Linked DNA regions of Homo sapiens: region 2 is linked to region 1. Evidence: chromatin loops called from intact Hi-C (ENCODE). Cell type or tissue: CD4-positive, alpha-beta T cell. All regions are shown on one strand.

Region 1 (4,000 bases):
AGTGAGTCATGATCGCACCACTGCACAGCAGCCTGGGCGACAGGAGTGAGACCTTTTCTCAAAAAAGAAAACTGTGACCTTAACTCTACATATTATCTTGTATTCTGTTTTTTCCTCACTCAGTAATATTTTTATGGTTGTCCTCCCATGCCCTTAGTGATAGATTTAAATGGTCTTCTTGGTTTATTTCTTTCCAACGCAGGATTCTTTCTGAACTACCTTTTTTCGGGAATGGATGATGATGGTATGGAATCCAGATTCAATCCCAGTGTGTTCTTTCTAGATTTCTTGGTGGTGCCGCCCTCAAGGTAATACCCTTTAATTAACTTATTTCACCTGAAAAAAAGCGTACTAAGGAACTGAAATGTGACCTCTAGGAGAGGTGAAAGGGCCAAGGGCACTGAGAGACAAAGCTGCAGTTCCGCTCCAGGTGCAGGTGGTGGGAGGGCTTGCTTTCCTTCCCGTTTGTTGTGAACGCAATAGGAATGTTGGTTGTTTTTGTTTGTTTGTTTTGAAGTGGAGTCTTGCACTGTCTCCCAGGCTGGAGTGCAGTGGCATGACCTTGACTTACTGCAACCTCTGCCTCCTGGGTTCAAGTGATTCTCCTACCTCAGCCTCCTGAGTAGCTGGGATTACAGGCACGCACCACCACACCCAAATAATTTTTGTATTTTACATAGAGATGGGGTTTCACCATGTTGGCCAGGCTGGTCTCGAACTCCTGACCTCCAGTGATCCACCTGCCATGGCTTCCCAAAGTACTGGGATTACAGGCTTAAGCCACCACACCCAGCCGGAATGTTGGTTAGGAAGGTTGGTTGTTTTGAGCATGGTGGGGTGTGCTCCCTACAGTAGGCATGGGTGAGAGGCTGAAGAACATGACCCTTTCCTCACACTAAACATTCATTTATTCCGTATGTCCCCCTGCAGGTATCGCCCAGTCAGTCGCCTAGGAGACCAGATGTTTACTAATGGCCAGACGGTGAACTTGCAGGCTGTCATGAAGGATGTAGTTCTGATTCGAAAACTTCTGGCATTGATGGCCCAAGAACAGAAGTTGCCAGAGGAAGTGGCCACACCCACTACAGATGAGGTCAGGGCTGCTCTGTTGCTGATGTGATGAGCACACATGCTTAGTGCTAACTCTGTGAGCTGTGGATGTAGACACTGGGTCTGGGAGATGCTTCCTGGGATGTTCTGTGCAGCTGGCAGCAGCCTTAGTGTGAGCTCTGGGCTTAGGGGGCACCTAGGAACATTAGGGGGACACACATGGGTCTGAGCATGGAAAGGTGTGGGTTCTGGTCTAGCTTCTACACCGAACGACCATGCCAGGTGACCCTAGTTGAGTCACTTCCTTATACTAGTGTCTGCTATAAAGTGCATGTGATTTGTGGTGAGATTTCACACCTAGGCTGTTCCGGGCTACCAGCTCTCGCAGCTCTAGAAAGAATAGCCTACTTCCCTCAGGCTTTAAGAGTGTCCCTTTTGGGTCACAGTACTAGAGCTCATGTTGCCAGCTCTATTTTGGACACGTTAATGTCTCCAGCATTGGGGTCAGGAAGGCAGTATTGCAGAGTGGAAATTCCTCTCAGAATAGGACAGTTTCAACTAACATTTCCTGAGCCCCATCTGTGTGCCGGGTTAATTAGTAGGTGTTCAGTGGGTACAAAGGTGAATTGGGCACCCAGGAAGCTTGCTGAGGTCATCAAGATCCTTCCCAGCTCTAAAGTACTCTCTGGATGCAAATAGGCAGCCTTGGGTAGACAGTCCGGGTTCTCAGACTCCAGCCGCTGCGACAGTCCCGCTGTCTGCCAGGCCCATCACAAGGTGGCGCCACTGTCTCTTGGACACTTATGGTGCAGGTTACACTTGGGGCTTTCTGTGGTTTTGCTTGTTTCCTGATCGGCCCGCATTGGTGTGCTTTTAAAAACTCCTTAGTGTAAAAGACATCAGCCATGTGCATGCCTTAGTGCAGTTTCCAAGAAAAGACCATGGGATAACTGTACCCAGTGACCAGGGTTGATGTCCCTTAAAAATCGGGCAGCCTGGCCAGGCATGATAGCTCAAGCCTGTAATCCCAGCACTTTGGGAGGCTGAGGCAGGAGGTTCACTTGAGCCCAGGAGTTTTAGACCAGGTGGGCAACATGGCGAAACCCTGTCTCTACCAAAAATACAAAAAATAGCTGGGCATGGTGGTTCATGCCTATGGTGCCAGCTACTCAGGGGGCTGAGGTGGGAGGATCACTGGAGCCAGGGAAGTCGAGGCTGCAGAGAGCTGTGATCGCACCACTGCCCTCCAGCCTGGGTAACAGAGTTAGACCCCATCTCAATAATTAAAAAAAAAAGAAAAATTGGTCGTCCCCTTTGTCAAACAAATGCTTCGCCTCTGAGGGGCAAATAGCATCCTCTGATTCCTATGTCCCACTGCCCTCTTTCCTTGTGATTGACAGGATGTGTTTTTTCTCCCCCCTTACTCTCTGTGTTCCATCCTCATGGCAGCCCTTGCCAGTCACCGTCTAGGCATTGGGGATACTCCAGTGAGACAAGTTCTCACTCATTTCACAATCACTGGTCTTGAGCCAGGTAATGCCATGAGCAGTGAGTTGGGCTAACAGGGCCCGGTCATCATGCAGGTGATCGTATCTCCCTCTGGGACTCCAGCCAGAAGGGGACCCTGAGTGTTTTATGTAGAATACATCTATTTTCCCTAGAGCTAAAGAAGATTCCTGTGTTCCTCAGGTTTGATGACAAGCCCACTTCATCACTACTGGGTTTTCATAACATTCTCGTTTACTGAATCTTCACCCACCCTCACCCTCCCACCTCAAGACACTGACAGGTTTCTTCTCTTATCTGCCCACACTGGAAGACGTGGGACCATCTGTCTCCTTGTGTCATACCCAGTCGATTGGGCCAGTAGGTGGCCAGACAGTATCAATAGGTGGTGCTCTAAGCCAGCTGAAGGCTTCTGTGTATTTCTGTCCCCTGGGTAGGGAGTGGGAGAGAGGAGGAGACAGGGCTAGGGGCAAAAATATTAAAAAAGGATTGGTTAAATATTCCAATGAGACTTGGCAATCAGCCACTAACTTGATATAGCTCAGCTGGAGACCCACATCTTAGTTGATGACATAGAATATCGTATGGCAAACCTAGTTCCTTTTAAGAAATTGTTCCACCTGCATGTTTGTAATTGGTTTGGATCAAGTTTTTCAAAGCCATAAATAAAACTGAAACTGCATGTGAGAATTGGTTATCTGGCAAGATAACAGAACTTCATAAGAAATGTACTGATGTGGGAAGGACTTCTTAGTTTTCTTTAGGAATTGCATATTAAGGGATTTCAGCAAAAATGCCTTAAGAAAGAAGCATGCTTATAAATTTTGAGTTCATCTTACTACTAGAAAGAGACAGGCTGGTAAATATATAATAGTGCTGATATGTCTTATTGACATGTACTTACAAGATTGATTTATTAGCATGTTTGTCTCTGATCTGTCAGGTTCAGAGGAGATAAACTCCAGAGTGCATAGTTGTCAGATCCAGGGTAAGAAAGAAAAATTAAATCAAGCCAGGCCTTTTGGAGCTTTTTTCCATCATCCCTGTTTTCTTGGTTTCATCTTCCAGGAAAAAGACTCTTTGATTGCTATTGACCGATCCTTTTTGAGTACACTTCCAGGCCAGTCCCTCATAGACAAACTTTACAACATTTGGATTCGCCTTCAGAGCCACGTCAATATTGTGTTTGATAGCGAGATGGACAAACTAATGATGGACAAGTACCCAGGCATTAGGCAGGTGAGCAAAAAACTGGATTCCCATTGCTAGCTACAGAAGATAAATAATAAACATTGTGTATTGAAACAAGAAACTAATAAGCCTACTGGAATTCTTGTTGAATGTTTTTTATGACCTTTTTTCTCCATAAAGATCCTGGAGAAGAAAGAAGGCCTGTTCCGAAAACACATGATGGGAAAGCGAGTGGACTACGCTGCGCGCTCAG
Region 2 (4,000 bases), 250 kb after region 1:
ACCATCTCGGCTCACTGCAAGCTCCACCTCCCAGGTTCAAGTGATTCTCCTGCCTCAGCCTTCTGAGTATCTGAGATTACAGGTGCCCACCACCACGCCCAGCTAATTTTTGTATTTTTTTAGTAGAGATAGGGTTTCACCATGTTGGCCAGGCTGGTCTTGAACTCCTGACCTCAAGTGATCCACCCACCTTGGCCTCCCAAAATGCTGGGATTACAGGTGTGAGCCACCATGCCCAGCCCCTGGACTGCCTAATTTGTATTGTCCAAGTTTGAATACTCCCCCAAAAAAAGATTTTATATATTTGTAACACTGAAATATGAAATACAAAGGAGAAAAGCTCATTTAGATCATTTTTTATTTCTTTAGCCTTCTGGAAGTCTCTATGTACATAAAGAGATAGGTGACTTCCTTTGTGTAATAAACTTGCATTCATGGAGCCCCTCAGCCGTCCCGCCCATGCACTGGGAAAATTCAGAACCTCTATTACCACCCACTGATGCAACTAGCTGCAAGAGGGAAGGGAGAGGGAAATGTTGTGAAGAGTTTGTCCTATGGGCCAACAACCCTCGTATCCACAGGAATGGCATGGCTGGGTGCTTGTCACCCCTAGGCTTTATGGGTACCTCCATGTTGTCATTGTCTGGCTCAAGGATCTACTGGCCCCAATTCTGGTTGAGTTCTGACTGGGTTGGAACAAAGGCCGTGCTGAGACCTATCTACTGCAGATGCACCCACACGTTTTCCAAAACTTGGGACTGAAATCGAACTCAACGATTGCTTTATTTTCCCACACACTAAAATACCCCCGGTTCTGGAATACGGAAGTGAGAATGACAAAGGGGGTCCTTCTGTAGGACCCTCAGTCCTGGCAGTCTGGCTGACCATTCTGGCAGAACATGCTGTTCTGAACACCATTTGTTCAAACTCTGAAACCAGTTGATGCTCTGCCCATCATTCCAGACACTCTTGGCTGTATCTTAGTACCCAGCAGGGCTGTCCTCGAAATACTGCCCTGTGGCTCCTGGCGCCACCTCCTATCCTGCCCTGCCAGCACCGCCACCTTTAGTTCCCATGGCCTGCAGAGAGCCATGGCTGGGCGCTGATGACAGGCTGCACCTAACATGGACCCTGCCTACTGTTCTGGATCCTCAGTCTAGAGGGAAAAGATGCTAAACAAGTCAACATGACAAAGGCGGTGTCAAAGCAAAGGGGAGGCGCACCACGGGAGCGCACCAGGAAAACCAGGTGAGTCTAAACTGAGACCAAAATGCTAATTAGGGGGCCGGCAGGAGGGCAGGAGGAGCGTTCCAGGCAAAACTAGCAGCTTTCGAGAAGGGTTGTTAAAGCAGGACATGCTTTAACAACCAAATCACAAAGTGAGCATAGGCTCAGGGTGTGGCTGCGATGAGGGAGATGAATGTAGGGGTAAGGAGCAATTTGGAGCCCCTGAGGGATGTTACAGGGGCGGGGGGGGCGCGGAGAGTGACTCAATTCAGCTTAAACTGAAAATCATGTGGCTCTGAGTGGAAAGAGAATGGGGAGTGGGGAACTGGGAGCAGAGAATCGATGGGAAAGCTGAGGAAGGTGATCTCACCGCAGGCAACACTGAAAAGCAGGTGGTGCTGGGGACCTAGACGGGTTTGGTGGACCTCAAGTCCTTCCAGGCTGCCTTCTGACCGGGTATTCCGCCAGCCACTTTTCTAGATCCCTTTGGGGTAGGTAAGGGGTGACTGGAGAGAGATCCTGGGACAGGAGCCAGGAGGCCAGGAGGCAGCCCCACCTTTGCCACAATGCCCCTGTAATGCTTTCAGGAAGGTCACAGCCCCTCTCAGAGGTTCCATCGGTTGAACAGGGGCTTGGCGAGGCCCCAGCTCTTTCATTTGTCGTTAATGAAAAGAAACCACCAGGGCTAAGAGGAGTGGCTGTTACAATGGTCCACCGCGCCACCTGGTGTTGTGAGGCCGCGTGCACAGCTCTCAGCGCCGGGCTACCAGGTGGCCCCCAGTGGGTCTGGCCCATTCTTCTGCAAGGTCCCCCCAGCCAGTAGGCTCTGGCACCGTCTTCAGCTGCTGGGGCACTTCTCTCCTCCCTGCACAGTCTGGATTTTCTCCTCCTTCTCTGACCATTTCTCGGGCTCCCCTCCCCTCTCCCACATCTCTGCCCCGATGCTCTTTTCTCTTCCCGAGATGGTCCACTCCCACGGGTCCAATTACTGCCTTTGATATTGCCTTTTTATTCCCATACCCAGGTCTGCAGCGGGGACTCCCCTCAAGTCCCCAGAGCCCCAGCCCATCATGTCCACATCCTTCAGGACATCATCTCCTCCCAGCCAGCCGGGACCTCAGACTCAGAAAGCTGACAATGCTGTGCGTCACCTCAGAGCTGACACAGCTCCTCCTCTGAAGAACTCGGTCTCCTCAACCTGTTAAAGGACATCTAGAAAAGGCCACAGCTAAAGGGCTTTCACTCAATGCTGAAACACAAAATGCTTTCCCCAGAAGATCAGGAACAAGACAAGGATGTCTGTTCACACAGCTTCTGTTCAACATTGTACTAAAGAGGCCAGCCAGGGCAATGAGGCAAGGAAATAAAGTAAAAGCCATCCATATTGGAAAGGAAGAAGTACAATTGTCTTCATTTGCAGATAACATGATCTTGTACGTTGAAAATCCTAAGGAATTCACTGAAAATGATTAAACTAATAAATGAGTTTAGCAAGTTTACAAGGATATGTGATCAGTGTACAAAAATCAGTTTATTTCTATACAGTAGTTATGAGCAAATAAAAAATGAAGTTAAGAAAACAATTCCAGTCTGGGTACAGTGGTTCAAGCCTGTAATCTCAGCACTTTGGGAGGCCGAGGCAGGTGGACCACTTGAGGTCAGGAGTTCAAGACCAGCCTGGCCGATATGGTGAAACCTTGTCTCTACTAAAAATACAAAAAATTAGCTGGGTGTGGTCGTGGGCACCTGTAATCCCAGCTACGCAGTAGACTGAGGCAGGGGAATCACTTGAACCCGTTAGGCAGAGGTTGCAATGAGCTGAGATCACACCGCTGCACTCCAGCCTTGGTGACAGAGCAAAACTTTGTCTTAAAAAAAAACTCATTTATATTAGCATCAGAAAGATACTTATGAACATATTTAACAAAAGAAGTACAAAACTTATGCTCTGAAAACTACAAAATATTGTTGAAAACTAAAGAAGATCTAAATGAGTGGAAAGACATCCCATGTTTATAGATTGAAAAACTTAACATTATTAAGATAGCAATACTCCCAGATTCCAAATTCAATGCAATCCCTATCAAAATTTCGACTTCAGCAATGGACAAGTTGCTTTTAAAATGCATATGAAAATGCAAGAAAACACAAATAGCTAAAGAAATCTTGAAAAAGTTGGATAATTTATGCTACCCAATTTTAAAACCTGCTATAAAATGACAGTAATCAAAACAGTGTGGTATGGGCATAAGGACAGATCTATACATCAACAGAATGGAACTGAGAGCCCAGAAATTAACCCACATATCTATGGCCAGTTGATTTTGAGCAAGAGTGCCAACTTCTTTCAATGGAAAAAGAATAGTCCCCTCAGCAAATGATGTGGGGACACCTGAATTTCCACATGCAAAAGAATGAAGTTGGATCCATATTTCACACTGTATAAAAAAACTAACTCAAAATGGATCAATGACCTATAAAGAAGAACTAAAATCATAAAAGTCACAGAAGAAAACATAGTGATAAATCCTTATGACCCTGGATTTGGCACTGCATTCTTAGATTGACACCAAAAGCATGAGCAACTAAAGAAAAAAACAGATAAACCAGCCATCAGAATAAAAAACTTTGGGGCTTCAAAAGACACTATCAAAACAGTGAAAAGACAACCCAAAGAATGGGAAAAAATTGTTTGCAAACTATAAACATAATAAGTTGCTTGTATCTAGAATATATAAAGAACAATTACAACTCAAGAATAAAAAGACAAATA

Evidence for each region. Peaks named below come from ENCODE experiments on the same cell type or tissue, not always from the same donor. Only the 100,000 strongest peaks of a DNase experiment are listed, where the experiment ranks them.
Region 2: it touches region 1 in a loop (9-fold over the local background); 107 of 110 quality-filtered maps call a loop at or near these places.

The regions. Positions count from the first base shown.
Region 1 is chr2:86,077,909-86,081,908 of GRCh38, reverse strand. It overlaps POLR1A (RNA polymerase I subunit A), which reads left to right. Exons shown (of 34, transcript NM_015425.6): 8 at 203-308; 9 at 931-1,093; 10 at 3,625-3,795; 11 at 3,928-4,000. Among named protein-coding and RNA genes, the nearest start is that of POLR1A, 26 kb to the left of the region's middle. In CD4-positive, alpha-beta T cell, CTCF peaks have their summits at 1,608, 1,811 (motif pointing right) and 2,936 (motif pointing right); DNase peaks (open chromatin) are centred at 1,088, 1,398, 1,838 and 2,938; H3K27ac peaks cover 1,548 bases.
Region 2 is chr2:85,825,529-85,829,528 of GRCh38, reverse strand. LOC284950 (a long non-coding RNA gene) reads right to left here. Exons shown (of 3, transcript NR_038888.1): 3 at 2,741-4,000. Among named protein-coding and RNA genes, the nearest start is that of MIR6071, 44 kb to the right of the region's middle. In CD4-positive, alpha-beta T cell, CTCF peaks have their summits at 1,764 and 1,973 (motif pointing left); a DNase peak (open chromatin) is centred at 1,938; H3K27ac peaks cover 300 bases.